2 separate regions of the Homo sapiens genome follow, and region 1 is linked to region 2. A link is a loop called in an ENCODE intact Hi-C map of the cell type or tissue named here. Cell type or tissue: PC-9. All regions are shown on one strand. Links, peaks and the distances in the headings refer to the core of each region. The heading gives the core; the rest is flanking DNA.

Evidence for each region. Peaks named below come from ENCODE experiments on the same cell type or tissue, not always from the same donor. Only the 100,000 strongest peaks of a DNase experiment are listed, where the experiment ranks them.
Region 1: it touches region 2 in a loop (4-fold over the local background); 3 of 110 quality-filtered maps call a loop at or near these places.

What each region holds. Positions count from the first base shown.
Region 1 is chr16:48,114,309-48,130,459 of GRCh38, forward strand. ABCC12 (ATP binding cassette subfamily C member 12) reads right to left here. Exons shown (of 31, transcript NM_001393797.1): 11 at 14,151-14,429; 12 at 9,905-9,976; 13 at 7,408-7,532; 14 at 2,953-3,025; 15 at 1,107-1,310. Among named protein-coding and RNA genes, the nearest start is that of ABCC12, 34 kb to the right of the region's middle. RefSeq lists enhancers at 2,637-3,499, 8,673-9,872, 9,079-9,198. In PC-9, for the core only: no CTCF peak of the experiment used is centred there; a DNase peak (open chromatin) is centred at 9,053; H3K27ac peaks cover 3,244 bases.
Region 2 is chr16:47,878,892-47,895,042 of GRCh38, forward strand. LINC02192 (long intergenic non-protein coding RNA 2192) reads right to left here and starts at 8,239. Exons shown (of 2, transcript NR_110649.1): 1 at 7,550-8,239. It overlaps LINC02133 (long intergenic non-protein coding RNA 2133), which reads left to right. Exons shown (of 6, transcript NR_110650.1): 3 at 308-544; 4 at 1,173-1,260. RefSeq lists enhancers at 7,983-9,182, 8,723-9,537, 9,538-10,351. In PC-9, for the core only: no CTCF peak of the experiment used is centred there; DNase peaks (open chromatin) are centred at 8,810 and 9,450; H3K27ac peaks cover 1,487 bases.

The DNA of each region.
Region 1 (16,151 bases), core at 4,453-12,452, 240 kb after region 2:
GAACACCCTCTTTAGGCTGGTCCTCCTGGCCACTACTGGAGGGTCCTAAAATGCTGGCTGCAGCATCCTATAGCCATGGCAACTTTATTTGCTGCTATTGCCCCTCCCTCTCCACCCCAGCTTGACTTACCTTTGCAAAGACCTGCTTCCTGCCCCCAGACCAGGCCCTTATGTAACATGTTCTCTGCAGGTAGCAGGAGAGTAAAGAAGACGGGACACTTGCTCTCCTGCTCCAATAGGCCTTTCAACATAAGTCAATCCCAAGGAATCTCTCGTCGGGCAAGGAGACACCCACGTGCACGCATGAACACACACGTGCACACACATGCACTGCCCCCCCTTCCCCCACACATCTCTGGGGATTCCCTACAAAGAAGAGAGAGGGAGATGGTCTGGAAGCAGGGAAACCTGGCCTGGGAGGAGGAGGTTCTTGGATTCCCATCAGGCAATCAGGACGCCTTATGTGAGACCAATGCAGTGAGGGCTGTTCCCACTCTGCCAAATTCTTAAATTCACTGAGGTCAAGCCCAGTCGCTTTCTTCAGTGAGATTCATGCTCCTTAGCCTGAGACAGTGGCCCTGAGCAGAGAGAGCTTCCCCAAAGCCTCAGCCTTAGTCCCAAAGTCCTGGCTTCAAGCCCCTTTCCCCTGGGGTGTGATACCTGGGGCATCTGGGCCCCTCATCCAAGAGGTCTACCACCCCCTGACACCCCCAGTCAAGGTATCCCTGGCCTCAGGCTTGCCCAGAATTGCTGGAGTAAGGGTGGGGCCGTCATTGTTTTCCCTGGCTCCCCATCTTACCAGGCGCCCAGAACTTGGGGAAGGGTGCCCCAATCCACCCACAGGCAGGACTCAATTGCTTCTAGAGAATCTACCCTCTGGTGCAGGAAAAGTCTTGGCCCCACTGAGGCCATGCATGGAGTGGAAGAGGTGGGCCTCCTGGGAGCCAGGAAGGCTGGGGAATCATGAGTGTCTCTTGCATCCCTGGCTCCCTCCCCACATTCCCAGCTGAAGACAGGCAGATATAGGCAGAAGAGGAGGCTCTGTGAGCATCAGATCCCCAGCCACACCCATCCCGTGACCTCCTGGATCCTGCATGTCCCATCACCTGTAGCTGGTGGGTCACCAGGACGACTGTCTTTCCCCTGAGCGTCTTCTTAATGCACTCCTCAAAGACGTGCTTCCCCACGTGGGCGTCCACGGCCGACAGGGGGTCGTCCAGCAGGTAGAGCTGACGGTCGGAGTAGACAGCGCGGGCCAGGCTAATCCTCTGCCTCTGCCCCCCAGAGAGGTTGAGGCCCCGCTCCCCAATCTGTGGACAGGGACAATGCTACTGCCCATTGTCAGCCCACCCTGAAGTTCTTGGGCAATGGAAGCTTCCTGGAGCTTCTCAGGACTCAGGGGAAAGACGTACACACTGATCCTCGCCATATCCAAGTTCCTCCGCCCCTTACAGGGCCCCCGGTCACACGAGACTCTGTGGTGAGTGGAAGTGCTCCACTTGTCTACCTCTCCAGGAAGCCCAGTGGGCAGCGGCAACGAGGGCAAAGCTCTTTCCCATGAGGATTGAGGGGTGCCCATCTCACAAGACCCCAGCCCAATGCAGATCCCACAGGGAGGGGCTACGTCATTTTTATCACCAAAGGGAATTGTGTGAGCAGAGAGCTGGGGAGAATGCAGCAGTGAACCAGAGGGAAACGTGGCTGGGTGCAGATGGAAAAGCGAGTTCCCTATTTTGTTTACTTGTAGAGCAACTATCCCATCCCTAGGCAACTCTAAGCACTGTGGAGAGATAAGCCTTGACTTCCTGGTTCATCATCACCACCCTAAGGCCTGGCACCATGCTGGGCACAGAATAGGTGCTCAGTAAATATTTATGGAAAGGATGATTGCTTGCTGTAGGTGATTCTATCCAATGGAACCCAAAGTGAACCCCAGGTGTTCAGCCAGATGTTGAGTTAGGCACGGGGCGGGACACACAAGCTGGACAAGAGAAGTCCCCTCTCCCTGGGGAGCTCCACGGTGGGCAGGGTAGTTATGTACATAATAGCAGCAGCAAGCAGAATTTCACAAGCGCCTGCTGAAGAGCATCAGTAGAGTACTTTGTGGCAAATTATTCAGGTGGTGGGACTTGGGAAAGCCTTCCTTGAGGAGGCAGATTTTGGGTTGAAACTCAAAGGATAGTGATGTCACAGGAGCAGAGACTTAGAGGCTAGGAAGTGAGTGGACACTTTGGCAGGCAGGTAGGAGCATGGCCTGGAAGGGTGAACCAGGGCTGCAGTGTGGGAGGTCTCAGATGCAGGCCAGGAAGGCTTCACGGCCACTTCCTTGGGGATGCAGACTGAGGGCACCAGTAGAGAAAGACACCCCAAACTGCCTTTCCTCAGAAAGCTTTAGCCTTCTGATCTCCTCTGGGGCTCCTGGGCAAGGTGAGGAAGATTGTGCAGAGAGCACAAGAAGGGTGGGGACCCGAGATGGCAAGGTGACTCCCCTGGGTCTCTTGGGGTGGCAGGCTCAGCCCAGGATGGGGTGGCAGGCTCAGCCCGTTTGGACAAGCACCCCAGGGGGCAATGTTTAGAGGTGACCCCCATACTCCTGGCCTGGGCAGAGCCAGTGAGGCAAGAAGGGGCCCTGGTTTGCAGGACAGAGCCAGCCCTTGGGATGAGGAAGCAGTTTTCACCAGAAACCCTTCCTGAGACGACAGGCAGATTGGGAGTAGCCCCAAGAAGTGACTACACTGTGCCAAACACCAGTAAGCTTGGTGCCACGTCCACTATGACATCCAGCAAGTATAGATCCAGAGGAAGAATTCAGAATGGGTGGAACCTGAGCTTTGCCCACACGTCCTTGGGGCATCTGGATGTGGAACAGGGGCTTGCTGGCCTCAGCCCTTTGGACCTGAGCAAATGTACTGTGTGCAGCTACAGTGGGCTTGCGCTCCCAGCCCCGCTCACCTCAGTCAGGTCTCCATAGGGGAGGTTGCTCAGGTCCTTCTGGAGGCCACAGACGCGGACTGTGTGCTGATACCTGTTGGTGCAAAGCTCAGAAGTAGCTGGGTGAGAAAGACCCCAAGCACTGCTGCCCTGGGCTGCTTCCACAGGCGCTGCTGGTGTTGCTGGGGCAAGGCCAGGGGTGGCGGCTGCTATGTCCAAGGCTCCCTGGCCAGTCGCTCTGCCTTCAATGACCCAAGGGTAGCGTCCCAGTGACCACTGGCCCCTCCCCTGACCTGATGCAGAGTTGATTCAGGAATGGCCCCTTCCCTGGCAGGGTTTTCGCCAAGCAGGGAAGAAGACAACGCTGAACAGGAAAGCCCTGCAGGAAACACTGAGGGCGCCACCTGCTGGACGCTCATGGGAGTCAGAGGAGGGGTCACCCTTGGGGGCTGCAGTTACTGGGGATGGCCTCCTGGGGGTCACAGGGCTGAAGCAGGACCGTGGGTGGAAGAGAGGGTGTGTGTGAAGGAGGCTAACAGCAGGGGGCTGGGTGATCACCAGTGACGACCTTGACATTTGCCCAGCCCCTCCACAAAGCTACTCCATCCACCCCTCACTGCTAGTAGGTTGGAGAGAATGGAGTTTTCTCCCCTGCAACAACTCGGGATACTGAGTCGAAGGGAATGGCACCTGAGGTGAGGGGGCGGAATGGGAGAGAGAGTGGGACTCCTGCTCTTTGGGCCTCTTGGCCTCTCCACTGTGCCCCCTCAGCGTCACGCTCTGCCTAGCCCTGCAGCCCAGGCTTTGGGGAGTTTGACAGCCGAGGCCCTAGCCAGCTCTGCGGCAGCCAAGCCGCCAGGACTAGCGCCCTATCCTGCAAAAAGCAGCAAAGCTGTGGGGTCAGCCCCACAGCGGTCCCCAGGGGCATGACCCCGCTCTGCCCCAGGGGAGGCCTTTGGGGCCTTCTGGCACCGAGGAACCTAGGAACGTCCGTGGTCACTGGGATGTCGTCCCCATGTTATGACAGATGCCCACACCCTCCTCCCTCGGTTTTCTCTGCAACTCAACCTCACTCATACAGCCCCCACCATAAGCAGAACCTTCCCCAGGCATCACAGAGCCCCCGCACAGCCGCCTTGGGGACCCAACTCCTGCTCAGGATGCCTGCAGTGCCTGGCTCAGGTTTGTGCTCCCTCCCAGCAGCTGCTGAGCAGCACCACTGGGCCTTTAGGTTTCTGTCCTGCTCAGCAGGTTGCCTGCCTCCACAGTGGCTGATTGGTTGGTTGATGACAGAATTGATTGATTGATATCATTGGCATTATCGTCATCAGGACCCTCTTTCCTTCAGCGAGTAACAATGGGCAGGCCTCACAACTCAGACATCAAAAGACAGACCTTCCCAATAAAGAGGCAAGAAAGAGAGTGGCAGGCATGAGCAGCTGCCCTTCCGGTTGCACACAGGCCCCAAAACAGAACCTGGGCACAGCCCAAGCATCATGCCCACACACAAACTTTGGGGTTGGTGTACATAGCAGTTATGATGAGGGGCCTTGGAATCAGAGAATGGTTTGAATCCAGCTGGGCGACCTTGGACAAGTGACTGTACCTCCCTGATCCTCACTCTCTGCTCTATAAAATTGTGCAAACAACTAATTCTCATTGGGTTGTTGTGAGAATGGAGCAGAAAAACATGTGAAGCCATTAGCACAGTGTCTGCTGCATGGCAAATTCTCCATCAGTGGGGGCTATAATTGCTATTACTACATTTGCCAATCTGACTCAGACTGCGCAGCACATCTTCCTCCCCTCAACACCTCCCACCTTCAATTTCCTCCCACCCTCCTGCTTCCTATGGCCCTGAGAGCCACAGTTTCTGCCCTAGGAGCAAAATCTCTGCTAAATATGCCACATATGAAGGATGCTAGATCCATCTTTCAAAGCCCAATTCAAGTGCCATCTTCTCTTCCCTGATCCACCATCCTCTCGTGATCTCTGCTGCCTTGGAACAATCCGAGCACGGTCTACTGCCACCTGGCTCATTCCTCCCTGGTGCACTGTCATTTCTGTGCATTTCTTATAGCCCATTCCAGACTTGAGCATCTTAAGGGCAAAGATACACCTGAGCCATCTCTTTCCCCATGTGCCCTGCATGCTGCAGGCATTTGGCACATATTTGCCCTCTGAACATCATTTTGATGAATAAGGCAACCCTCTGTCCAGTCCGCATCCACAGACAGAGAAGGCATTCCAGGTGGGTGGCACAGGCCAAGAGATGCTGAGCAGAGTAATTTGGCTATACTGATCACTGACTCCTGCACTGATCACCTTCCTGCCACACCTGAGCCTCCTGGCCACAGGACGGCATGGCCGGGGAAGAGGAGGTGAATTGACAAGCCTCTTGATGAGAACATACATGCTGCCATACCAGCCAGCAGGGACAGAGTTGGTGGGTAAGATGAGAAAGGCCAAACTACCACTGGAGAGCTGACAGCCAGATTCCTAAAACCAACTCCAGTTCTCTTAATTAAGCATTGTGATGCCTGGGAAGGTTTCTGAGTGACCCAGCTGTCAGGCACCTCCAGCTCCAGAAAACTGATGTTGATCTGGAGCTCAACGTCTAAGTCCAAGACTCAACTCTGACATTTAATAGCATTTAATACCTTGGGAGGGTCAACTCGCCTCTCTAGGCCCTTTTATTTATCTGTAAAATGGGGATATAATGCCACAATCTCTCTAAATGGGTGGTTAAGGGACTCAAATGAGAGAATGTACGTGGCAATACACCAAGCTAAGCAAAGAACCATAGGAAGCCATTACTTTCCAGAGCTTAAAGATGATGGTCCAATCAATGGTGAATTGGATAAAGAAAATGTGGTATATATACACCATAGAATACTATGCAGCCGTAAAAAAGAACAAAATCATGTAGCAACATGAGGCAGCTGGACTTCATTATCTTAAGTAAATTCACACAGAAACAGAAAACCAAATATCACATGTTCTCATTTATACATGGGAGCTAAACCTTGGGTATGCACAGACATAAAGATGGCAACAAGAGGCAGTGGGAATTCCAAAAGGATGGAGGATGAGAGGGCGCACGGATGAACAGCTTCCTATTGGGTACTATGTCCAACAGAGAGTGAACAGGATCAGTAGAAACCCAAACCTCAGCATCACACTATATACCCCTGTAACAAAACTGTACCCCCTGAATCTAATGTTAAAATTAAAATTTAGAAAACTCAAACATTTCAGAAGTAGGGAGAGAATAACTATAGAAATGTCCACGGTGATCACGGTATTAATGAGTTTTTTGTTTTTTTTTTTTTTTGAGAAGGAGTCTCGCTCTTTTGCCCAGGCTGGAGTGCAGTGGCATGATCTCGGCTCACTGCAACCTCCACCTCCCGGGTTCAAGCAATTCTCCTGCCTCAGCCTCCTGAGTAGCTGGGATTACAGGTGCCCACCACCACGCCCAGCTAATTTTTGTATTTTTAGTAGAGACAGGGTTTCACCATGTTGGTCAGGCTGGTCTCAAACCCCTGACCTCATGATCCACCTGCCTCGGACTCCCAAAGTTCTGGGATTACAGGCGTGAGCCACTGCGCCCAGCTAATGGGTTATTAAATGTTCTTAGAGAAAATATTTCTCCCCAAATTGCTGTCTGTTCATTACATACTACAGTTATTACAAATACATACTCGCAATTTTCGTGTTGAAAACATTTACAATATACTATTTCAGTACTTTTGAAATATATAATACATTAAAATTTATCATTGTCACCATTCTGTGCAATAGATCACTAACGCCTATTTCTCCTGTCTAATTGAAACTTTGTACCCTTTGGTCAACATCTATCCTTTCCCCACACTCCCCTCTCCCCCAGCGTCATATATCAAAACACAAAAGTGTACCCCATAGATAAATGTAATTATGTCCATTTAAAAAATAAAATGATATAAAAAAGATGATGGCTCAAAGTAAATCAAGTAATTATAAGTTGAGCTTTGTTTTTATTTAGTTAGACCATTCTGAGGACACTAACAGTGATAATATATCCTGATAGCTCTGATGTCAATTAATAATGTCAGGGCTGATTCATTACATACTTGCTCATGATTCTGAGCAGTTTTGGGTACTCAGCCTAAAGCAAAATTGCTGGATTCACTTTTCTCTAGTCAGACCACATATGCCCTGTTGCAGAGAACCTCGGAACATATGCTCCTCTGCCCTGGGAATGAAGTGCCGATTCTATCCTCTTCCCAGTGTGCAGTCGCAGGTCTGCAGAAGTCGCCTCTCCTGAACGCTTGGCTCAGGAAGAGGAAAACCAGTGTCTGTGTGGATCTGATGAATGTTTAATCAGAATTCATTAAACTCAGAACCCACTTAGCAGTCATTACCAACAGCATCAGCATCTGTAGGAGAGTGTGTACCAAACACAAATGTGCCTCCTGCTTTAAAAGTTAATATTACCTTTGGTGATCATACTTTTCTCCAAAGAGTATGTTTTCTCTCACATTTCCATGAAAGATCCATGCCTGCTGTGAAACGTAGGCCAAAGTTCCATTGACTGCCACCACCCCTTTCTGCAGCTGCATCTGGAACAACAAGACGGGAGAAGCTTCAGGAGCCAAGCCTTGAGAACTTTTCCTCAAATGCCCATTGCACCCTGGCACCCACATATTCCACAAGCATTGGTTATGAAGGCACAAAAGCGTTGACAGGACATCTTGTCCATGCACCAGAAAGCCCAACCATGCAGATGCAGAATCTCAGAGTCAAACACCTGCACAGGGCCAGGCAGGGAATGCTTGAAAAGAGGCAGTGGTAAGCTCTGCTACAAATGGGAGAGCTTGGACTGCAGGGCTGCTCCCAGTGCACATGGCACCTGGGCCCAACTACAACAGGATGTTCTCTGAACAGACTCTTCACAAGAGGCTCCCCTTCCTCCAGGTGCACTGGCTGGATCCAACCCTGCTCAGCCAGGCCCTGGGAGCAGGGCACCACCTGCACGGCTGTGGGTGTTGGCCTTGGCACACCCCATCTTCAGGAAGCAGCCTTGACTCAGTTGCATCTTTGGTGCCATGCAAGGATGCAGGCCTGATGGAGCAGGATTTTCTAATTTGTCCAGAGGAGTCAAAGATCCAGTTTTATATGACATCTTTGGACTTTTAAAGCATTCAGCAATCAATTAAAACTATGCATGGGCTCCAGTTTGTGACCCTGAGTACATATGTTCATTTAAGATGACCCCTCATCGTGGGCATCCAATAGACAATGGTAGACAGCGGGGATGCAACGTTCAAAGTTATCAACAGAGGGTACATGTGGGGCAGGCCACAGTGCTCAGGGCTGATGCTCACGGGGCAGTGGCAGTGGGTCCAGGGGCAAAGAAGGAGAGTCACCAAGGCGGCCGAAGGATGTGATGCCACTTCACCTCAGGAGTTGTGCAATGGACAGAGAATTCAATTTGGAGAAGAGACCATGATAATAACAATAATAATTGTAGTATTTTTAATGTGTAGGGTATATTCCGTGAACTGAATTAAATGTATGTTCAATGTTTTTCACCATGACTGGCCTTGCAAATTATCCTATAGCCAACTATTGCTTACATGATCTCATTCAAACCTCACCACAACTCTCCTTAGTCCCATTTTACAGACAAGGAAACCAAGTGGTTTCATGAGGCTCAGAGAGGTTAAGTTACCTGCCCAAGGCTAAATAGTGAGCATGTGGCAGAAACAGCTGGGGAACCCAGGCTGTCCAGAGTGCCCCCCTGCTTCCCCAGTGACCACAGCCAGGGGCCTGATCCCACCACTGTCTCATGGGAGATAGACTTAATGTTATCTCAAAATTTCCAAAGGACAGAAATTAAAAGGAGGCAAATTTCACTCCAATATACATCAAAACTCTCCAAAGAAGGAACTGGCTGTGACATGATGAGCTTCCCATCACTGGAGCTATCCGAGCAGTTGGGCCATCTCTTATGCAGTAGGATGCTATTAAGAGTATTCACATCATTATGTGGGGAATTGAGCTGAGTCACCTCTATGGCTCACGCTGACTCATCATGGAGGCACACACTCTCAGAGCGTGGGTGACCTCAGGAACTCATCCAATTCAGCCCCCACCTCCACCTCCAGGCAGGGAAGGAGTTGTCATTCTTTCTATAGATGAGTCAACTGAGGCCAAAAGAAGTCACTCATATTAAAACTCATAAGACACATCCCCCCACCACCCTATTCTGGAGTCCCCACTTCTTCAGAAGTACCCCGACCTCTTCCTGAAAGAGGCAATCCCAGCTGCACAAACTTCTCTTTAGCAACAGCAGAGTGGGGAGAAAGAGGACTTAGCATTTTTTTTCCACAAAGCTTCTCATTCATGTGGGATGTGACTTAGAAACCGTGGCAACATAGAGGTTTGTGAAAACTACAAATGGCTTAGCCATTTTCCCTGGGGTCACCCAACTAGAAGGAGCAGGGAAGGGACAATGACCCAAGTCCCCTCCCTCTTCCTACCCCAAGGTTTGCAGAGAAGGTGGGGGCATGAGCTGCTTTAGTTCAGGCATAAAATACATCTATAGTCACCATGAGCTCCAGACTCCAAAGTCCTTCCACACCAAGCTGCCTTGCTGGCATTTCTAAATCAGGGCAGCCCAACTCATGGGGATAACCATGGGTTTAAGGACCCATCTCTCCTTTGACCAAGATGGAGCTTTAGGCAAGGAGGCAATGCCATTCAATAGACCTCCTCATTGGCAAACTCAAGAGTTTGTGAAAAACTCAGCCTCATCTGGCCCAGGGGCCTGGAGCTGCTGCGTGCATTAACCTCCCAAAAATTATTGTGAACCACATGCACAGTGTCCAGTGCAGCCGAGGCCATCTGCTGGGTCCACGCCTGACCGGAAGGGAGCCATTTCATTGTCATGTTAATGTTCCATCTTCACAGCACTCATCACACAGCTTACCTGTCCTAGGAGAGCTGCAAGGAGGGAGCTCTTTCCACTTCCCACATTCCCACATATTCCCAAGATCTTCCCCTGCCAGAGAAACAGAGATGGGACACAGTCACTCTCTCCCACTTCTTAGAGGGTCTGGCCCAAAGGTGCCACTCCCAAACTATGCTGGTCAGGCCAGGCGGAGAACAAGGGGTCACTGCAGGCTCTGGGGCATGGCAGCTGCAGCCACACCACCCTGGCCCACATAAACAGCCTGGGAGGATGCAGGAATGTAAGTCTTAATTAAGTGCTTTCCCTTGTGTGGCATAGCCAAGCACCCACAGGGCTTCTAGAAATCACGTAAGATCACTGGTGTGAAACAGCCTTGTGCTGGTCTGGGAGACACAGGCCTTGAACAGGAAGGCTATTCTGTGCCCAGACTCCAGAAAAGCAAATCTAATGGGATGCAAAAGGCTGTACAACCCAGGGGGACTAGGGTAGCTTTTGAAGTATGGACATCTAGGGGCTTTTCAAAAATCTGGAATTACTGAGAAGTTACACTATTCTAACATTCTACAGCTCCAGATTTATTAATTCAACCAACAAATCATTATCAGAGCCTGCTATGTGCCAAGCACTGTTCCAACCACCAGCAAGAACAGCAATGAACACAACAGGCAATGGCCTGAGTCTACCCTCATAGAACTTACCTTGTAGTCAGGGGAAGATGGACAGGAAGCAAGACAAGCAAATGAAATGTGGGGCAGGCACATCTATGCTTGCCATGGAGAAAAATAAAGCAGGGAAGAGACAGGGAAGGGACAGGGAGTGGGCTAGAGGCTTGGGGGTACAAGGAAAGCCTTACTGGAAAGGTAGATGTCTTAGCTTGAGTTTTCCCAGAAACAGACCTTGAATCAAGGATTTGAATGAAAGTCACACTCACATTTGGAAGGTGCAGGAAATTCCAGTAGGGAAGAGGAGAAGTGATACAGGAAAGGGAAGGTGGCCCATAAAGGGCAGCCTATTGGGTTGGCTCCCTAACAGAATATCCTACACAGGAGGCAAACGGAACTCAACCCTGCAGGGAAACTGCAGGAAACTCTGGGGAACTGACTATAGCTTTGTCCCACCCAATGGCAGAGGAGGTGGGGTATTGATGCCCCAGCAGTCATTGTTTGAGGGCTGCTCTCTAGTCTGTGAAGGTCTTTATGGAGGTGTGCAGAGCCCTTGGGCACGGATGCAGATAAGGCAGTTGTAAGATGGCCAGGAAACACTTAGAGGTCCAGGGCACATGGGCAGGGACAACATCTGCCACAGGTGACATTTGGGTAAGACGTGAAGGAGGTGAGGAAGGGTGCCATGGGGTATCTGGGGAGAATCATTGCAGGCAAACAGCCCATGTGGAGACTGACGTGTAAGCATGTCCACTCATGTTCAAGCAGATATTGCAATACTGCACTTGGAGCATCTGAGAACATTCTCATGTAGGCCTGCTCCCTGCAATCCCTTAGGGCAAAGATGCCCAACATGGGGCCAAATATGGCTTTTTTCCCACCCCAAGCTAGACCAGAAACGCCCATCCCCTGTCTGCCATTCTCAGCACATGAGAGTCGCTGCCTGTCATCAATAATTCCTTAAACAAGGTCTTTGCTGAATCCCAGGCACCTTGGGATAAAATAGTGATCCACACAGAGGTCTCCCTGCCTTTGTGGAGCCCACATGGATGTAAATTTGGTTGGCTGAGTGCAACTGAGTTCAGATTTCAGTTAAGTCCCACTGAGTGCCACCTACTTTGCCTTCTCGCCACTCTCCCGGTGGAGCACCTGACTTCCCCCATGCTGCATTCCCATTTGCCTCCAAGAGGCCTCCGTGAACTTCCTGTGTTCTAAGGACTTTCTGGCCACACAATGACTTTGCTAATGGCTATTCCATATGTCAGTGACTCTGGAATTCCTGCCTCATGAAATGAAGCTGAATCTATTTAATTCCCCTAAAAGGACTTCAATGAACCGGGGCATTAAAGAGACCGCAGATGTGATGCAGCCTCACCAGGTATTTGGCTGCCCTTTGAGTCCTATCCACTTCTTGGGGCCAAGTAAGAAGCCTTCTAGATTCATCCTTGTCTTTAGCAGAAAATCCATGAGGCCTGTATCCTCTGATGATTCTCCCAACAAACACTGCTGGCCACCTCCAAGCCAGGAGCTGGGCTTCGGGATAACGACATAACTGTGAACAAAAAACCCTGACCCCATGGAGGATCCAGTCTGATGGAATTGAGGAGCTAAACTTGGAAAAACCTGGATGCCCTGTAGAACACTTGAGGGCAGCACTTAAGCTGGACATAATTGTTAAAGAAAAAGGCAACAATCATACCTAACATCAGCTAAGACTTACTATGGGCTTAGCATTTTTATGTGGTATCTGAGTTCCCCCACCACCTTGTGAAATGGGTACTTCTATGAAATGCATGGTGCTGGTAAAGAAACAGAGGCTTAGGGAGCTTCAGCAAGACATCCAAGGTCAAGCAGCTAGGAAGTGGCTGGGCCTGGAACTGGGGTCCCTCAGGCTCCAGAGGCATTGCATTGCCCCCACTGCTCCAGAGGCAACAATGCATTGCCCCCACTTTATCTTCAATTTATTCCACAAAACATTGACTGCATCCTTGAGGCAGGAATTCCAGAGTCACCGACATATGGAATAGCACATTAGCAAAGCCATTGCGTGGCCAGAAAGCAGCGTCCTTAGAACACGGGAAGTTCACGGAGGCCTCTTGGAGGCACATGGGAAGGCAGGGCGGGGGGAAGTCAGGTGCTCCACGGGGAGAGTGGCGAGAAGGCAAAGTAGGTGGCACTCATGGGACTTAGCTGAAATCTGAGCTCAATTGCACTCAGCCAACTAAATATCGTTTCCAATGAATACGTGGCAGACAGCTTTGTTAGCTATGAGAGGTACCACTCTCACACCAGCTATTGAGCTTGACATTGCATAATAAATAAGAACCTCTCCTTCTATAGCGCTTGCACAGGGAAAGAGTGAGTCAACAGGATGAGAGATTAAAATACCAGGCACAAGATTAATGTTGAGCCCTCTGCAGCAAAATCAACACTGCCACCCTGGGAGTCTGCTGCTGAGTTCCCAGAGCAAGAAGGAGATGCATGCAGGAGATGCAGGAAGAGGCCAAACATTCCCTAAACCCACAGCGTTGCCTGAAATCTCCATCCCCCAATCTTGAGGGGAGAGAACAACAAACAGACTCTGGCTGGCTTGGCTGGCTTAGCCCTTGGCTGGGTTGCTTGTTATCTCAGTTTGCTTTTTACAAGAGGAGTTTTTGCCGGTGGTTAAGAGCCCAGACTCTGCAGCCAGGTGCCCTGGGTATGAAACCCTCCTCTGCCACTTGCTAGCTATGTGACCTTGGGCAAGCTATTTAACCCTCTTGTGCCTTAGGCTCCTCAACCATCAAGTAGGGGCAGTTATGATGCCTGGTTATTGAAGTGGTTAAGTGAGTTTATTATGTACCTGGTAAATAGTAGTGTTCAAAATTATCAGTCATTATCATCTATCATAATATTCCAATGTGAAATTAAGAACATATCTAGGACAGGAGCAGTGGTTCATGCCTGTAATCTCAGCACTTGACCCAGGAGGCCAAGACAGGAGAATCACTTGAGGCCAGGAGTTCGAGCCTGGCCTAGGAAACATAGCAAGACCCCATCTCTACAAAAAATAAAATAAAATTTAATTTAAAAATTATCCCGCTTTCCCCTGGTAAATAAAAAATTTTAAAAAATTATCCGGGCATGGTGATATATGCTTGTAGTACCAGCTACTTGGGAGGCTGAGGCAGGAGGATCACTTGAGCCCAGGAGTTTGAGGCCGCAGTGAGTTCTGATTGCACCACTGCACTCCAGCCTGGGCAAAAGAGTAAGACCCTGTCTCACACACACAAAAAGAGAACAAATCAAAAAAGATTTATGAAACCTAGTCAGTTCAAGCCTAGCCACCTGGAGTGGACTGTTCATTCAAAACTGCAACTGACTCTAAGAGAAGTACTGCAAATCAGAATGAATATAACCACCGTCTTCTCCACACTTGGAGAGGGGGCCTCCAATGTTCATGTACATAGTTTTAAAACTGGGGGAAAAATACAGGGACTCTGGTTAGAGACATCCCATCACCACCTTCAGCTCTAACTGAACTGTATCAGACCTGGAGAAGGCTGTAGCTATGTAATGCAAGGAGGAGGGCTGGAGGCCACACCTGTGCAACACACACCCACCTTTCTCACCACAAAGCTTATGCTGTGCAGAACCGATTTGAGGCTGTCACTTTGCTCCTCTGGGCCAGTGGCTCCCTTGGCTGGTGGACTCCTCTCACTGTATGCCTCTGACCTCTGTTTCTTGCATAAATGCCTTTTCTGGTTCTGCAATTTCTTTGGGGTACTTTTCCTGCTGGCTTCATGCTCCCATGTCAAGGTGGCATTTGCTAAAAGCAAGACAGTATCTGGGTCTTCTGGTTGGGTGATGTAAGATGGGGGGCTTTTATCTATGAGAATTTTCTAAGATTAAAGAGACAAAATTAACTGAGCAGATGTCATCCATTTGCAAGAATCATCCCAATGTATCTTCTAATGACCCCAAATCACAATTTTGGCTATTCTAACCCACCACATCCAGGAAAGAGGTTCTGAAATTATTCCCCCAGGAGAAGCTGCAGCAGAAATAGTCCACTAGCTCATGCTATCTGGGACAGTTGCCTCTTTAACCACAAGGCCTATGTGGGTCACCCACACTGGAGAATGCTGATCCCAGCCACATTTCACCCTTGTGCCCAAGACAGTCGGTCTTACCAGTCTTTGGGCAGTGGACTTCACTGCTTGGCACTAAATGCTTATGAAATCAAGGTCATATGCTCAGTCTCTGCTGTGTCCTCTTCCGAGGCCACTCAGCCCAGTTCAACAAAGCATTTGCTAAGCCCTAACCATGTGCCAGACTTTGGGGTAAACAGCAGAAATGCAAATATAAATAAGACACAGTTCCTGTCCTTGAAGAGATTACAGTCTGGAGGGAGATGAGAACATGCACGGATCGTTTCTGCAAAATGTGATGAGGACAAAGCACTGTGACTGCCAGAGAAGGGACACTTGGCTCTCATTCTCGAGGTCCATGCACTTGGTGCTAGAGCTGGGTCTGTACAGGTGTTGTACAGGCAGAGATGAGAAAAGGGAAAGAGAATGACAGCATTCTACCTGAAGGCCCAGCATGGACAAAGGCAAGGAGCATGCAAAGCCATGGTTTGTTGGGGTGGTAGCATGAAACAAGCAATTCAGGATTACTGAGGCACAGAGCTCAAGTTGGGAAGGGAAGGGGACACAAAACTGAGAACCCACAGCTGGAGAGCCTGGAGGGGACAAGGGTTCAAGGATTTTGAGCAGCTGAGAATAAGTATTGGTAATCATACCAATATTTTGACAGCTCTCTTGGGGTTGAGTGCTATACGGACTTGAGAAGAATGTTAGAAAAAGAAAGGTTAGTTCATAAATCACTGCGCTAATCAGATGAGAGATAATGGAAGCCTCAACTGAAGGCAATGGCAGTAGGGACAGAGCGAAGGTTGAGGAGTCAAGAAATGCCATCCTTTATCTAGTCTAAGGAGCACCTTTACTTTTTTATCTGATATCATAATACATGCAATTAATGTGATGGTGTCCTTATGTTTGTTCAAAGACTGATAACTCAACAGTGTACCTTCCAATCCAATCTTACAATGGCACCCCTTAAAATGGAGAGAATACCATAATCAGGAGTTGACTTAACAGGGTTCTTGACTGGTTGGATGTGTATGGTAAGGGAAAAGAGGAGTGCATGAATCAGGATGCTTACGATGACTTCTGGATTTCTGACTCGGGTGAGTAAGATCATTCAATCAATTCATAGATGTTTGAACAAGCTTTCGTGTTGACACAAATGCCCTTCTTCCCTTTCCTCTCCTCAGTTGAACTTTCAAACCACTTTATTTGCCCTTCTCAAATGTCAATTATATCCTTATCATGTATAGAAATTCTTAGAGTGCCTGGGTCCCACACTGGAACAGAGGCTCTTGAGGATAAAGCCTCTCTCTTCCTTATATTTGCATTTCCCATGTCTTATATATAGGAGGCACAAAGTAAATCTTTGATGAGTGAATAAATGAATGAATAAAGGGACTAAATGAGTGCATAAATGTAGGGACCCCAACATCCTCTTCATCACTTCCATCACCATGCCCATTAAAGAACAAA
Region 2 (16,151 bases), core at 4,475-12,474:
ATCGCCTACCAAATAAGCAACTTGCACTTAAATAGTTGCCTCAGGGTTTGCTTCTAGGGACCCCAACCTAAGACAGTAAGCTGGACTCCTTTCAAAAAGGAAAATGAAAAAAAGACCTTGCAGCTGACCTTGCCCTGCCTAGCATTTTCTATTCTAGTGCCCTATGAGATGACATTTCAGCTGATACTTGAGACGACAGGTGACAAACCACTCTTTCCAGTGCAGAGGTGGCCTTGGGCATCACTGAATTGCATGTGGCTTGTCTTCAGGGTTCTTGTACCTTGAAATTATCTCTCTTAATTCCCAGGTTCTCAGAAGGCAGTCACATCTGGACAGCATTCCTTGACTACGCATCAATATTCCATCATGTCATTGCCGGCTGTGAGGAGGAAAGTGACCTCCTAAACAAATCCGTGCACGTGTAAATGACAGCTGCTGGTTTGAATCTGTTTCTTCTCCCACCACTTCCTCTTCTGATCAAAGAGCCCACCTTTTCATTTGGAGGAACCATTTCTCAACTGGTCTCATTCTGTGAGGTTTAGAGGTAGGAATTGAACTTAGCTCTGTCTAGAGCCAAATCTACTCCAAAAGTGTTCTTAACCACTACTGTGGGGTGGCTGACAGTACAGGCTCTGGAGTGACATCTGCCACAGTTCAAATCTCAGCCATACCTCATACTAGCTAGGAGGCTGGGGTAAATGCCGCTCACCTTTCTAGCCTTAATTCCTTTATCTCTCTCATGAGCTTATTGTGAGAATTTAAAAGATATAATAACCAGAAAGCACTTAGTATAGTTCTTGGCTCATTAAAGTGCTCAACAAATAATAACTATTAATGTTTAAATTATTAAGACTCTAGTTGGCTGAAGAAAAGTGATAGGAAAGCTAGAGGCTCTGGTCTTTACTCTGGGAGCTTCTAGAGAACTCAGACTTTGGTTATTTCTCTCCTGTCCCTGAGTCCTACCCACATTGTAAGAGTGAGTGAGTGAGTGATGATGGTGTGTTTGTAGAATTCACAAACCCATTGAATATTCTTCCTGAAGCTTAGCTAAGTGAGCTCCCTGCCAGGAACTTATGTGTGGACAGCCACGAATCGTGGCATCAAATAATATTTAATTTCACTTCTTCCTAAATATTACTGAATTCCATTCCCAGTAACTTTCCCTTTTGAAGTTCTCTTTTTGAGGCAGTTCAAGTGGAAAAAGAAATAACCTAGAAGCAAGTAAAACAACCTTATTCAAAAACAACAAAAATCCTTCAGGTAAGTGCAAGGAACTGGGCCCTTTTGTGTTTTTTTGTGTAAATTATTTAGTATACTGATTATCCAACATGTCCTTTATTATTTTAGAGACTGCTTCTTCCATCCCCTAGGGAGAGTGTTTTTAGCTCCATGGAGCATGAATTTTTTCACTTATCTAGTGATGATTAGGTATAAAAATCCTTTTTGGTAAGAGATTCCACTTTTAATGGTCTCTTCAATGAACAGTTTTCTGTAAATATTGTATAAGTCTATTCAGGGAAAAAGAATGCCCTTGCCTCTGGATTCTTTATAACTCCACTCTGATGAGGGCATCTGCTGAGTCCCAGCTTGTGGATCTGCGAGGTTGATGTGGACTCTAGTTCTGGAATCCTCTTCTGTTTGGACTTCCTTTTTCCTTGTTATTTTTTTTGCTTTGATGGCATTTGCATTTCTACATGGCCCTGGAGCCAGACTGTGACACTTGGTAGCTGTGTGACCTTAAACAAGCTATTTAACTTATCTCATGCTCATTTTCCTTACTATAGTCTGAAGATAATATCAGCATCTACTTTTTAAGGCTTCAGTACAGATTAAATAAATATCACAGCACTTACCGTGTGCTGGGCACTGCACTGTACTGCCCAGCACATGGTTAGTACTTCATATATCAGCTCATCATCATCACTGTCATCATCATCGTCGTCATCATCGTTGTCGTCATCATCAATGTCATCACCACCATTGTCATCATCATCATTGTTGTTGTCATAATCATCAAGGTCATCATCATCATCAAGGTCATCATCATCATGCAAGTGGTTTCTTTACTTTCAACATACACAGGCTGCCAAGGGGATAGCCCTAAATATAATTGCCCTCATACAGAATCTCTCTCTGACAACCCAAGGCCCAGCAGGCTGACTTCATTAGTCTGCTCACCTATAAAAGGGGTAATAATAGTATCTACTTCACAGTGTCATGAGGATTAGATGAGTTAATAAATGTAAGGTGATTAACATAGTGCCTCACACATAATGGGTATTCAATAAACAATAAGTCTTGTTGGAGTTCTTGCAGCTTAGCTCTTTGAGGGCTAAATATGCAAAGCAAAAACCCAATAAATTTATTTTCTCATTCTTAAAGAAATATTGAGTGCCTTCTGTGTGCCTGGCACTGTTCTAGCCTCAGGCAAAGATAAAGTAGTCATAGTGAGTACGACTAGCAAGTGACAAGGTTCTCACCCCATTTACTCTCATGGGAGATGACTGACAACTACTATATAGCTATGTTGTATAATAATACATGCTAATGGAAAAAAATAAAGCATAAACATAGCAAGGGAATAGGGAATAAAGAGAGTCAGAATAGGAGATGGGGTTGTTAAAATAGATAGAATGGGCATGGTGGCTCATGCTTATAATCCCAACACTTTGGGAGGCCGAGATGGGAGGATTGCTTGAGTCTAGGAGTTTGAGACCAGCCTGGGCAACATAGTGAGACCCCCCCCATCTCTATAAAATTTTTTAAAAAAATAGCCAGGGATGGTGACATGTGCCTGTGTAGTCCCAACTACTCAGGAGATAGAGGTAGGAGAATTTCTTGAGCCCAGGAAGTGGAGGTTGCAAGTGAGCCATGATTGCGTCATTGCACTCCACCCTGGGAAACATAGCAAGACCTGTCTCAAAAAAAAAAAGAAAACTCATTAGCAAACTCCCCGAGCCACCTGTTGGCCAGGACATTCACCTTTAGAGGACATAACACTTCCCAATCGAGCTTCCCATGTAGTTCAGAGAGTAGACAACTGCAGTCTCTAAACTACTGATACGGCACATCAGCTAATTAAATTACTGCACACTGCTGATTGCAAGGCTAAAGCCAGTGGAGTGATTTGTTATTATCCTCTTGAAGAACAATCGATGGGCAAAATATTATTAGATTTGATTTTTCTAAAAAGCTGGGAGTAAAGGTATTTAATTAAGATTGTGTCAAAGCTTGGCTCTGGTTTTCCCCTTTGGCCCTTTTCTTTTCATTTCAACTATGAAAGTGTTCCTCTTAGAAAAATGTGAAGAAACTAGTTTATCTCCATTATTGCCAAAGTACAAGTTGTATTTTGTCAACTTACTCCCAATCCATATTTTAAGTTGCTATCAGGGCTCTTTGTGCAGGAAAAATCTAATCCAATACAACCCATGCTAGAGTGTGGTTGAGCTTCATTTCATGCCGAGAATCCCAAGGAGGGACTATAGTCTGGGTAGAGACTTTGGCTATAGCTCTCCATTTATTCATTCAACTCACTCATTCACTATGAATTAATTCAGCTCCTCATTTGTGCAAGATACTGTGTTAGCAGCAGAGCATACAATTGAAGAAAAGACAAAATTTTGATGTTTCTTCCTCAAAACCCTTGAACAAACAATGGGAGACTACCTGTAAAAGAGAAATGACTTGATGCCACCAAATTTTATTTGTTTCTCCCTAGGAATGGCCCCTCTTTCCCACTTGTTCAAAAGTAATCTGTCCTTTAAACTCTTGCTTGGTTGAGGACTCTTCCATGAGGCCTTCCCTGAATACTCCATTTCTTACTTGGAATTCCCCACCCCCATATTTTTCCAACTGAGTTTCCTTTGAACAATCTGTGCCATATAATTTTTAATCAAATGTGTATTGTTATTTCTATTTTGTCTTATTTCCAAATTAGATTGCAACTTTTTTGAGGGCATGGACAACATCTTCTCCTTCTTTGCCTCAAAACATCTACCTCGTTTAAAATAATCCATTATATGAAAAAGATACTTGCACATGCATGTCTATAGCAGCAAAATTTGCAATTGCAAAAACGTGGAACCAACCCAAATGCCCATCAATCAATGAGAAAGAAACTGTGATATATATATATATATATGAATGAATGATGGAATACTACTCAGCCATAAAAAGAAATGAATTAATGGCATTCACAGTGACCTGAATGAGACTGGAGACTATTATTCTAAGTGAAGTAACTCAGGAATGGAAAACCAAACATCATATGTTCTCACTAATAAGTGGGAGATAAGCCATGAGGATGCAAAGGCATAAGAGTGACACAATGGACTTTGGGCACTCAGGGAGAAAGGGTGGGAAGGGGATGAGGGATAAAAGACTACAAATAAGGTGCAGTATATACTGCTCGGGGGATAGGTGCACCAAAATCTCACAAATCCCCACTAAACAACTTACTCATGTAACCAAACACCACCTGTTCCCCAATAACCTATGGAAATAAAAAAATTTAAAAAAACAAAAAACAGAAACAAAAATCCATCTACTTCCTTGATCTCTTGCATAGAACAGGCACCCGTTTAATTGGAAATGAGCAAACTTGTTGCTGATGTTCCTCAGATGATTTGGTTTGACTCCAAGAGACTATTCACATCCACCATCCATTCATCCATCTATCCACCATTCATCTTATCCATTTCTTCATTCACCCACCATTCATCCCTCTGTTCACCATCCAGCCAGCCATCTATCACCCATTCATCTATCCCTCTACCATCCATTCCTTCCTTCATTCACCCAGTAAAAGTTCAATTGTGGGAAAACCTATAGTTTTTAAATCCTTTTATTTTATGACTGATATTAATTGCTATATCCAAAATGTCAAGAGAGAATCAGCACAGAAAGTGAATGTTAGAAATGGAATCAGATGCAGATGACTGGTCTTGGTATCTGCCATTTCCTCCCACCCAGATGCCCTTTTGTTCTTAGAAGCCAAAGACAGTCATCTTAGAAACTTTCGGGCAACAAAATTCGTGCAGCCTTTGGAACTAAGAATTACTAGTCTCTACTTTCTAATGGTTTAGTAGTCAATGGATATATATAATTTAAGCCATTTAATTTGCTTTCACATGTGATGTTTTAGAAGCAAACAATTTGTGCTAATACAATTGTTATATTAAAAATCTTACTAATTTAAGCTTTCTAAGAATACAAATGTACAGCTTATAACTGTTCTGTTACCATTAGTCACACACAAGAGAACATGACACAAGGTAGGTATTGTGTCTCTTGGAAAGAAAAACAGCTTGAAAGAACAAAAGCTTGCATATCAATTCCCTGCCAGCCAAAGGGAGTGAGTCCTGTAAAGCATCCAAGATAAAAGGAAGATGGGAGAGAAGGAGACAGAGACAGAGGAGGTGGGAAGGTGAGAGAAAGGGGAAGGAGTGAAGGAGAAGACTTTCTTAATGGTAAAGGAAACAGAAGGGAAGAGAAAGAGAAAGAAACCTCTGAGGAGGAGGGAGTGTGCTGTGATCTCATGAGGGAGACCTGATCTGCTGGCTGGGAGGAAGAATCCCACTGAGCTGAGCCAGCTCCTTTTGGCTGCCTTGCCTTCTCTGCATCATCATTCAATTCACACCTGGGCCTCTTGGCCGGTGGGCTCTCTTTCACTGCTTTCCCCATAAAACCATCTAATCCTCTTTCTCCCTCTCTGAGACTCTTTCCTCAGAATCAAGCTTGCAATCCTCTGCTGCTTCACAAAACACAAGTCCTGCAGCATCCAAACACAATTAATTGACTTAATGCCTTCATCCACGGCCAAGCAGGTCTGGATAATAAAAGAGCCATAAATAAGCAACGTGGCTATCAAACGCACAGAAAATAGGACCATTGGCATTTACTGGTAGAAGCTGTTGGCTTGAATTGCATCAACAATGACTCCAGATCTTCCTTCTAAAATAAAATAAGAAAATGATCCATTTGTTGTTTGGGAAGAGAATTCTATTCATATATTTATTTGGGAGGAAAAAGAAGATGTTGGTGGTTTAAGACCAGAAGCCAAAAAGAAAAAAAAAGCCCGGTTTTATTCTTGAAAGATCTGATTACCAGCCTTTGCAATGTTTCAGGAAAATATTTCAGGACACACTGATAATTTGCATGAGTTTGAGAGGTGTTTTTGCAGCTTTTCCAAAACAGAAAAGAAATAAAAAGAGAGGATGGTTTGTTATTCCAAGAGGTAGAAATGCAAAAGGAGTCAGAATATCTTGAAAAAGAAGAAAATGTTTTGGCTTTCTGGCTTGTTGCTGTGTAATTATTTTAAAATATTTCAAATGACTACTTTGCTAAATTTTCTTTTCCTATAGCAACTTGAGATAAACATGTGAAAGTGATTGTTCTGACTCTTGTTCCCCAATTCATGTTTATTTATTTATTTTGCTAAATATAACTGTATTTAGAGAAAACCCAGGATTCTCTTTGAAGTTCCAGCCAGAACCTTAAAGCCTCTGAAAAGGCATCAAGGGAAAAACAAAAACAAAAACAAAAACAAAACTCAGCCTTGGTGATGGCCACACCCAAAATGATGCCTACCTTCTCTCTTCCCAGAAAAAAAAGTTTATTTGGATAAAGCTCTTAAGCTATTTCTTTCTTGTTCTAGTGAGAACCTGTAGCTAGTCCTCCTTAAACTCCCTTTCTCCTAAGCCAAATGGATAGACACCTGTAAAAAGTAGAGTCAAATAGCAACAACTCTGGAACTGAGACAGGAATCCTAGATCTGATTTGCTGTGTGATCTTGGATAAGATAGTTAACCTCTCTGTGCCATAATTTCCTCATCTACAAAATAAGGGTTATAAATGTACATACTCCGTAGAGCTCACTGAGTGTTCACAAAAATCCCACCTACTTACAAAAAGTCACTTATTAGTTATGTACCTGGCATATAACTAATACTTGATAAATGCTAACAATTATTGGTTTCCTATATGCAGCCTCCTACCTCTAAATGCAATACCTCTTCTAGGATACAGATTTTGTAGTAAACTCTGTAAATTTCCTATTTCCAAAGTTGTTTATATTTTTAAATTATTCACATTAGGAATATTTTGTTTATTTTCACATCACAATTTTTTTGCAGGCATTGCTTGAGAACCAATTTATTCTTGATCATCTTTTTTGATGTGATGCTTATCAGTAATCCCTGAAGAAATCTAATTTAAAAAAAAGCTTCAACATCTATAGCTGTCTATGTTGGATTTATTTGCATTAGCTATTTAGATGAGTCTCTCTAGCTTGGCATTTGTCACCTTTTTTTAACTTTTTTCTTCCCAGGAGATCAACATCTTTGCATCCTTCTATCAGTACTTTGAATCTTGTATTTCACTTGAATGCCCAGCCCCGCGTCAGCGATGAGATATTGATTTCTTCTTGTTGTCATTTAACATTCTCATGGAGACCCTGGCGGACCAATTTACAAATGATTGCTAAAGTGCTTTGGCAAATCGTGGTGTTTTTGACAGAGAAAGAAAAATACAGACTATGAAAATTTTGTACCTTTCAATGGGGTTCACTTAATGCCATGCAGCCTTTCTCCTCATGAGCATTTTCGGTCACCACTAAAGATCCTGTTTGGCTTCTTTGATCCTGCGATGCACAGGGCTCCCTCCTCCAGGCAGGATGTCTCATCTCCGGACTTTGTGGACTGGGGTTGATTCTTTCACGCCCAGGGGGCCTCACCTCCGGGCCTGCTCCTTTCTTAGAGGTTAGTCTTTGCGTGAGCAGGCACACTTGTTCTGAAACCACCACCATGGGGTTAATTTGCAGATCCTCAACCCACCAGGCAGACTCCACTTTCTGACCCCATCTGTCAGACGCTGAAATTCATGGTCCTTCCCAGGGCAGAAGCCACGAGCCACAGAGCAAAGCTGCCATCACTTTGTATATTTCAGGGTTATTTATTAGGCCTTGGCTTGGAAGTCTAGCCAGGAGGTTTTCACTCAGGGTCTGTTTGCCTTACGCAGTCTGTCTCTGAAGTGCAATTTGGAGATACAGAGACGTCAGGGTAATTTTCCATCCTCTGGTGACAGTGTTATTATTGAGAAGGAAGGATGAGGGCCGCTTGCTGTGCTAATGACTGCTTCTCATTTCATAGGCTCCAGGAGACCCAGGCTGTAAACGACTGCACATAGTCAGGTTCCCCCAGAGCCTCACATGGAGTTCCTCGCCCTGGGGAAGTGATGTTAATGGTTTTCTTTGCAAATCCCTCTCCCACCCACTTTCCTGACAGGATTATAGAATCCCTGTGTCTAGACACCCTGGGAGCTCTGAGGATTTCCTGAGCCTGTTTTCACTCACTCATTGTGATATCTCCTATGGAGGCTGAGTCAACACCCAGTATTGTGAGTATTGGGGGCGTAAAGGAGATGTTAGGATCATAACCTAAAAGTCCCTGCCTCCCACCCGCAGCCCCCTCCCTGACCCTGTGACCCATCACGCTAGCCTTCTGCACCCTTTGATTCTGTGCTTTTCAGAGCCCCGAGAAAGCTCCGAGCCTAGAATGCTGCTCCTTTCCCCTCTTCATCTCCTCAATGTCCACCCATCCTGTGTCACCAGTCATCAGAGAAGCCTCTGTGCCTCCACCCCAGAAGAGGTCAGGCTGGAAAGCTCTTAGAACCTCTAGTTTGCTTCCTTCAGTGCCTTTCTTCTATTTCATATTTGCGTGAGAATGTGCCTGGCCTCTTCCACCCGAGGAACCTGAGAGGCTCCTGTGAGCTAGGGCAGGCTTGAGGCTCTGCTCACCAGCGCATTCAGCAGGGAGGAGAGGCTGGCACATGCAAATTCCTTTCTTTAGTCATCTTTATTGTATGAATGGCTGCGAGGGAGTAGCCTCGGGGTATTCAGTGGGGAACTGTGAGTCAGTAGAGGGGTATATAATAGGTACTCACCTGAAAATGGTCTTTTGTCTTTCAGTTTACCCCTGGGAAAGGGTGAAAAAAAGGAGCTGCTACATGGTGGGTTACTTGAGTGTAGGAAGGAGAACAGGCATAGGATCCATTCACGTTTACTCTTCTTGACGTGATATATGCATGTGAATAGCCTTTAGGAGCAAACTCAACACTCAGCTAAATTGTAGTGCATGTCATTTCCAACAGACCCTTAGACTATTAGAAAGGGCAAGATGATTGTCTGTTTCAGCGTTGACATGTGTGTGCACACAGAACTCTTTATGTAGAAGAGATAATGTATCAAGTGGGGTAAAAAATGGAATCACTGAAAAAAAATTATGTTTTTCCATGGAAGGGTAATTATTGCCCAAAATAGAGCACAGATCAAAACATCTTAATTCTTTGCCATTCTCTTTTGGATTGTAAAAATCCCTGTACTCTCTATATTTGCCATGTCAATGACCCAAACGCCCAGGCATTGCAGGAATGTGGCAGAGTTTGAGTTGAGTCTTACGTATTCATTTAGAAAATACTTACCAGGCAGTGGCCACGTGCTGGGTACTCTGATCATGTTTCAGGGTCATGCAAGACACAGTTCCTGTCCTCAGATGGCATGGGGTGATGTGAAGAGCCTGGGGTTTGGAATCACACCACTTTAAATTGGAATTACAAATCTACCATTTACCAGCAGCATAAACTGGGACAAGATGTTTAATCTCCCTCATTCCCACTTCCTACATCTGTAAAGTGAGGTTAATGCTGCTTATCTCATAAGATAGTTTTGAAGACTAAATAAGACACAACCATGTATAAAGAAAGTCAGATCGCCGCATGCCCTCAGTCAAAACCCTTCAAAGGGTTGTTAGGAAATTGGGAATAGAGTTTGAAATTCTTTGTGCTGCTACACGATCTGACCTTTGTCTGCCTCTCTGTCCATCTGTCTGGTTTTTGCTGCCTTGCTCTGTGTGCTCCCAGTGTGCTGGCCTCCTCCCTGCATCTCCAGCCTCCCAAGCATCTTCCTGCCTCAGGACCTTTGTGCTGGCTGCTTCCTCTGGCTGGAACAGTTTTGCTTCCAATAATCACAAGCCTTTTGCTCACATTAATCAAGTCTCTCCTCCAGAGGCATCTCCGCAAGAGTTCTTTCCTGCCCTCCAGCCTGAAATATCTCCCATCACTCCGAATTCTTTAACCTACTTTCTTTCTCTTTATAGCCATAATTCCTATCTGACGTTACGTGATATGTCTATTTGCTTCCTGTCTGTCTGAAAACTCTGATGAAGGCGGGGCACAGTGGCTTGTACCTGTAATCCCAGCACTTTGAGAGGTCAAGGAGGGAGAATCATTTGAAGACAGGTGTTTTGAGACCAGTCTGGACACCATAAAGAAACCTCATCTCTATGAAAAAAAAAAAAAGGCGAGACATGCGATTGTGCCTGTAGTCCCAGCTACTCGGGAGGCTGAGATGGGAGGATCATTTGAGTCTAAGAGTTTGAGGCTGCAGTGATCCATGATTGCTCTACTGCACTCCAGTCTGGGTGACCCTGTCTTAAAAACAAACAAGCAACAACAACAAAACTCCATGATAACAGGAGTTATTATTTTTCCATTGCTGTCTCCCCAGTTCCTGGAACAGTGCCTGGTACCCAAGTATTTCCTGAATGAATAAATGATGAAGATTTCTTTGCCGAGTGCTTGGAGTATAGTAGGAACTCAATTAATGTCAGTTATCTTGCTTCACGTTTCTCAGCAAGGAGCTTAAACTTTAGAGCTGAAGATAAGACAGTGTGAGATGGATTTTTTTTTTTTGGATTTAGTTAAGCCACATGGATCTTTTTATATCCCAATAACGACACAGTGCAGAGCCTAAGAGAAAGTGAATTTTCACTTTATGTTTTAACCAATTTGTTCCACATAAAGTATGTCTGGGGTGATAAGAGCAAGAGTTAGGAAAAAAATAAAGCACTAGAACAATTCATGGAATTTGCTTATTAGTTCTTGTCCTCTCTAGCAGGGCTTGCCTTGAAAGAAGGAGCTGACTAGAGAGAAAGAGCTACATTGACTCTGCAGGAGTAAACACCACAATTAAAAGTTTCCTTTAATGAATCCTGTGTGAATCTCCCTATTGAAAGATGCATGAATGGAAGCTATTTCTGTCCCTTGCTTTATGAATGAATTGTATGGAGATGTTTCTTTGCTATAGTGAAAGGCATCCCACATAGAGCACATGCTTCGTGTCTGCACCTCACTAATTGACTCATGAGTTTATGGGGTGCCGATTATGTGCCCGGGGTGGTGGGTGGAGAATGGGGAACTGGGGAAGAAACACCTTGGCAGGTGCTCTGAGAGTGCATTAGGGGAACCTGGATCAGATACGAAGGGGATAGGTTAGGGAAGACTTGTCAGAAAGTATGTTTGAGCTGAGATTTCAAAATTAATAGACATTAACTCGGCAGAGGGTGGTATTGGGACAGTGGTTCAGAATGAAAGGCATTCTAGGCAGAGGAAAATTTGAGAAAGTGGATCCTGGGTTCATAACCTGTCTCTTCCACTATGGAGACCCATCTCTCTCTGTGCCTCAGTGTCTCCAAACGTAATAAGAAGGGTTGGATTAAATGGTTTTTGAAAAGTTCTATACAGATGGGAATTCTGTTTGATCATACAGGGCACTATTTTCCTTTTCCTCTACCTTCCTGTGCCCTTCCTTTCCTACTATGTGCATTTTCCCTTTCCTTCCTTCTTTGACCCTTCTCTGCCCCCTCCCTTTTATTTTTAGTTATGTGGCCAATCACCAAGGGCAACAGGGAATATTATTTAATGTCTTTGAGAACACTTTGGGCAGAAGGAGTGGCAGATTGCTTCATTAACATTTATTCTCAAATTTGAATAGGGAGAATAAAAATTTTAGAGACAGAATAGTAAGTGGGCACACTAAATCTTAGGGTGGTAGAAAGGAAAATTGAGTTCCATAGTAGCAACATTTGGGTAAAGAGGAGATTCTTTTATTGGGTGAATAATCACTCTGTAATTAATCACTCTGTTAGTATAATCATTAACACTGCAAAGGGGTTCAGAGTATGCAACCCCCAAATATGCCACTTGAGCATGAAGATTATTTTGAGCTGAAGGCAATTCAAAAACAGCAGATGCAAACAAAGCTCTCTATCCTCCTCCTTTCTGCCTACATGCAGGGCATAAATTTCCATTTGTGAAGGTGTCCCCCACATTTCTCCCATACCAAAAATAGAAGACTCTTATCATGGGAGATGGCACTGACTTGAATCTGCACAAACAAACCTTACTGAAATAATCCTTTTCTTCCTTTAGTTTTCCCTGTATAATGACCTTTCCAGAATTTACCACCCCTAAAAACCCAAACTCTTTTCCTTTGTCCAGTCACTTCTCCACACATTTATCACTCTTTGTTAAAATGGTATGTAAGCTCTCAGGCCTAACTACATCTTTGGATTATCACTTCCTTTTCTATGAGAGGTACCTATAAACATAAAAATATTAATATCAATATAATCCACCTACTTTTTCTCTTGCTAATCTGTCTTTTGTTAGTTTAATGTGCGTGGTCTCAGTTATTGAGCCTAACTATAACTAGTTGAACTATTCCTATATTACCCATAGAATTATCACAACAAGTATCAATTAATAACCCCAATTTGTAGGTGGGAAAACTGAGGCTCTAAGAGGATACTCAGCTAGCAAGTAGTAGAACCAGGCTGGGATTCCTGGTAGCCAGCCCTCAGAGTTCATGTATCTCCACCTCACATTGGCTGACCCTAGATCTGCTGCATGCTGACTATGTGACCTTGGCTTAGCTGCCTTTTCTCTGGGCCTCGGTTTCCCCAACTGATCTCTGCATTGCTTTCATTAGTGCTTTCTGATTTGGTCACAAACCCCTGTTCTTTCCCTGCATCTGAAGTCACCATTAGACAAAGGAGGAGAAAACAGCAGGAGACTTGTGAGCTCTGTGGCAAATACTTTGAACTCATTCATTCAAGGACTGGAAATATATTTAACCCAAGGGCAAAGTAAAGGACAGGATGAGTTTTGGTATACTAGAATAGATAGAGAAGAGAGTAAATTTGGAGTGCATGACAATTTCTTGAGTGGCAAAGAGAATAATAAAAATCAGATGTTGCAGTGGGGAAAAGAAACCTCCCATTCCATCTGGGCCGGATTTACACTTGGGGAGTAATTTTGGCAGGGGTAGAGCCTTGGTTTGTTAAATATTAAACAAAAAATATTAATAATCTGGCTCCTTCTTCATGTCTGTCTCTGATGGTACAACAACTCCTAATTCGCTTTACCTCTTCATTCTCTCTTAGTTAGGCTGATATTTCATTCTAGCAGAATTTATTTTGTAGCCAGTGGTAAGCCTCCAAAAGGTTTGCCAAAAGCTAGACTTGTAAGAACTCTTCCTCCTTTCCCTGAGAATTCACGAGAAGGGGATGGGACAGAGAACAAGAGACTCTGAAATATTTCTTGGCCATAACAGCAGAAATACCATGTAGCCCTTCTCTCCCCTTTGCCTTGGTCTTCCCCCATGAAAAAGAACATGCTATCAAAAAGAGAAGACAGGCAGGTGGACCAGATTCGAGGGTATAATTGTGCATATAAAATCCAAATATTCTGGGGCTGGCTTCTCAGAGGAAGGAGAAATACGCTGCATTACCCTGAAGTCCTACAAGATCAAAGTGAGGGAGTGAAGGAGGTAATGCGAAGTGTCTGAATTGCTTGAAGAAATAAAGGCATAAGAAAGATGGCTAGGAGAACAGATATGAAAGATAATGAAGTTTAGCTTGAATTATGGTGTAAGAGTGTGGCTAAAAGTTTCTGAAAGCGTGAGATTAGGGCAGCATAAATAATCTATAAAGACATTAGTGCCTGTCTTACTTATTTCTCATCCATATTTAAAATACACCAACCTCCTCCATTGTTTCATCGAGCACCATTTATAAAATGGGGACAGCACACCCAGAGTGTTCACTGTCCCTCCGGATGTAATTTTACTGAATTCGCAGTCACATTTTGTTTTCCATTTCTTATAGAAATGCTTGAAAAAAATCCCTAAACAAAGAAATACTTAGCTGACATTTTAAAACACAAACTGTATGCCAAATAAAAGGGCAGGTTGCTAGAAGCTCTTTAGTAAATGATTACGCTTTAAAGGTCTAAATGTACACACTCATTTTCAAGTACATTTTATAAAATAATTTACTCCCAGTCTGTTCTGAATAATCGTACAAAAATGGTTCGTAAGCATAATAAATCTTTCACATACCATCTTTTTGCATGCTGTTCTTGAAAGTCTCAATTTGAAGATTATACTTAATGGAATTGTCTGTCGATTTCAATCATTATCATCTGGGGCAGATGGTTCTTTGATTGTGCATTTAATATGCAGGAAAATACTGCGCTGCTTCTGCTTTGGAGTTAGCCTTCCGACAATTCACATTGTGAAGGGTACCTTTTTGCTTAGAGAATTGTTTCTTTTAAACACCAGACTTTATGTATCATTACAAATAAATATATTCAGAGATGAATTTTCATCATTAATTTGTTCACCTCATGTATTCACATTTGAAATGGAGCTCATTTGGGATTTATTACATAAATGATGAATTTGAGAGGAATACGTGCCAAGCTGCCATGGAAGCTGGAAGCACCAAGGCAGCTGATGGCTCATGAGGACAAGTTTGTCTAAAGCAGGGCCAAATGCACAGGGCCTGAGTTCAAGAAGCCATATCATTCCTCGGGCCTTGCTCTTGGAATAATGGATTTTCTCTGAGAAGGTAGTGTCCCCAATGGTTAACTTTTTGGCATAACCCCCCAGCTCTTGCGGAATGAGTTTTTCTCTCGAAATTCTGCCTATATCATTATTTCCATCTTAATCTACCATGTCTCCAGGATGAGTGGAAGAAAAGGAGCATAGAGAACATAGGTCATAAATCTCACTTGTGATGGGCACTAGGTCAGATAGAAGAATTCAGTGAAGAAATTTTTCTAACATTTTAATATGCCCTGAGCATCAACTAACACAGCCACTACTGTACACATCAGTGCCCCCTTCTCCCTGGGGGATTCGTTCCAAGACCCTCAGTAGTGGATGCCTGAAACCACAGCTAGAACTACCAAGGTAGCTGATGAATAATTGCACAGGCCGGGCGTGGTGTCTGAGGCCTGTAATCCCAGACCTCTGGGAGGCCAATGTGGGGTGGGTGGATCACCTGGGGTCAGGAGTTTGAGACCAGCCTGGCCAACATGATGAAACCCCGTCTCTACTAAAAAATACGAAAATTAGTGGGGCGTGGTGGCACTTGCCTGTAATCCTAGCTACTCGGGAGGCTGAGGCTGGAGAATAGCTTGAACCTTGGAGGTGGAGGTTGCAGTGAGCTGAGATTGCGCCACTGCATTCCAGCCTGGGTGACAGAGTGAGACTCTATCTCAAATAATAAGAATAATAATTGTACAAAAATAGTTCATAAGCACAATAAATCTTTAACATACTGTCTTCTTGCATGCTATTCCTGAAAACCTCAATTTGAAGATTACACTTAATGGAATAATCTGTCAATTTCAATCATTATCATCTGGGGCACGGGATAGTACTGAACCCTACATAGCTTGTGTTTTTCCCATACAATCACATTGTATAAGGTGGGTAGCTTACATGGTGTGGATATCCTGGACAAAGGGATGGTACTTATCCCAGGTGGGGCTGAGTGGCATGGTGCTAGATTTTATCACGCTACCCAGAACACTGAGCAATTTGAAACTGATGAATTGTTTATATCTGAAATTTGCCATTTAATATTTTCAGACTGTGGCTGAGCATGGGTTACTGTGGAAAGCGAAATCACAGATAAAGGGGCACTACTGTCTATCCGTATAAGCAGATAAAAGTGTATAATATCATTTGTGAAGCTTGTGTAACTCTATGACATAGCAGCAAAAACATAGGTTTTGGAATCATAGGACTCAGGTTTGGATTTTAATTCCTCCTCCTGGAAAGGAGTGTAGAGTTAAGGCAAAGTGGGTGGCTGTGGTAGTTGTGTGACCCCAGGCAATTCACTTAGCCTCTCAGCCTTAGGTTTCCCAGTTATGAAAATGAAAATAATAGTATGCCTACCTCATAGGACAGTTGTGATGACATACTACCAGCAGAGCAGGTAGCCTATTTGTGATTATTAATACATTTA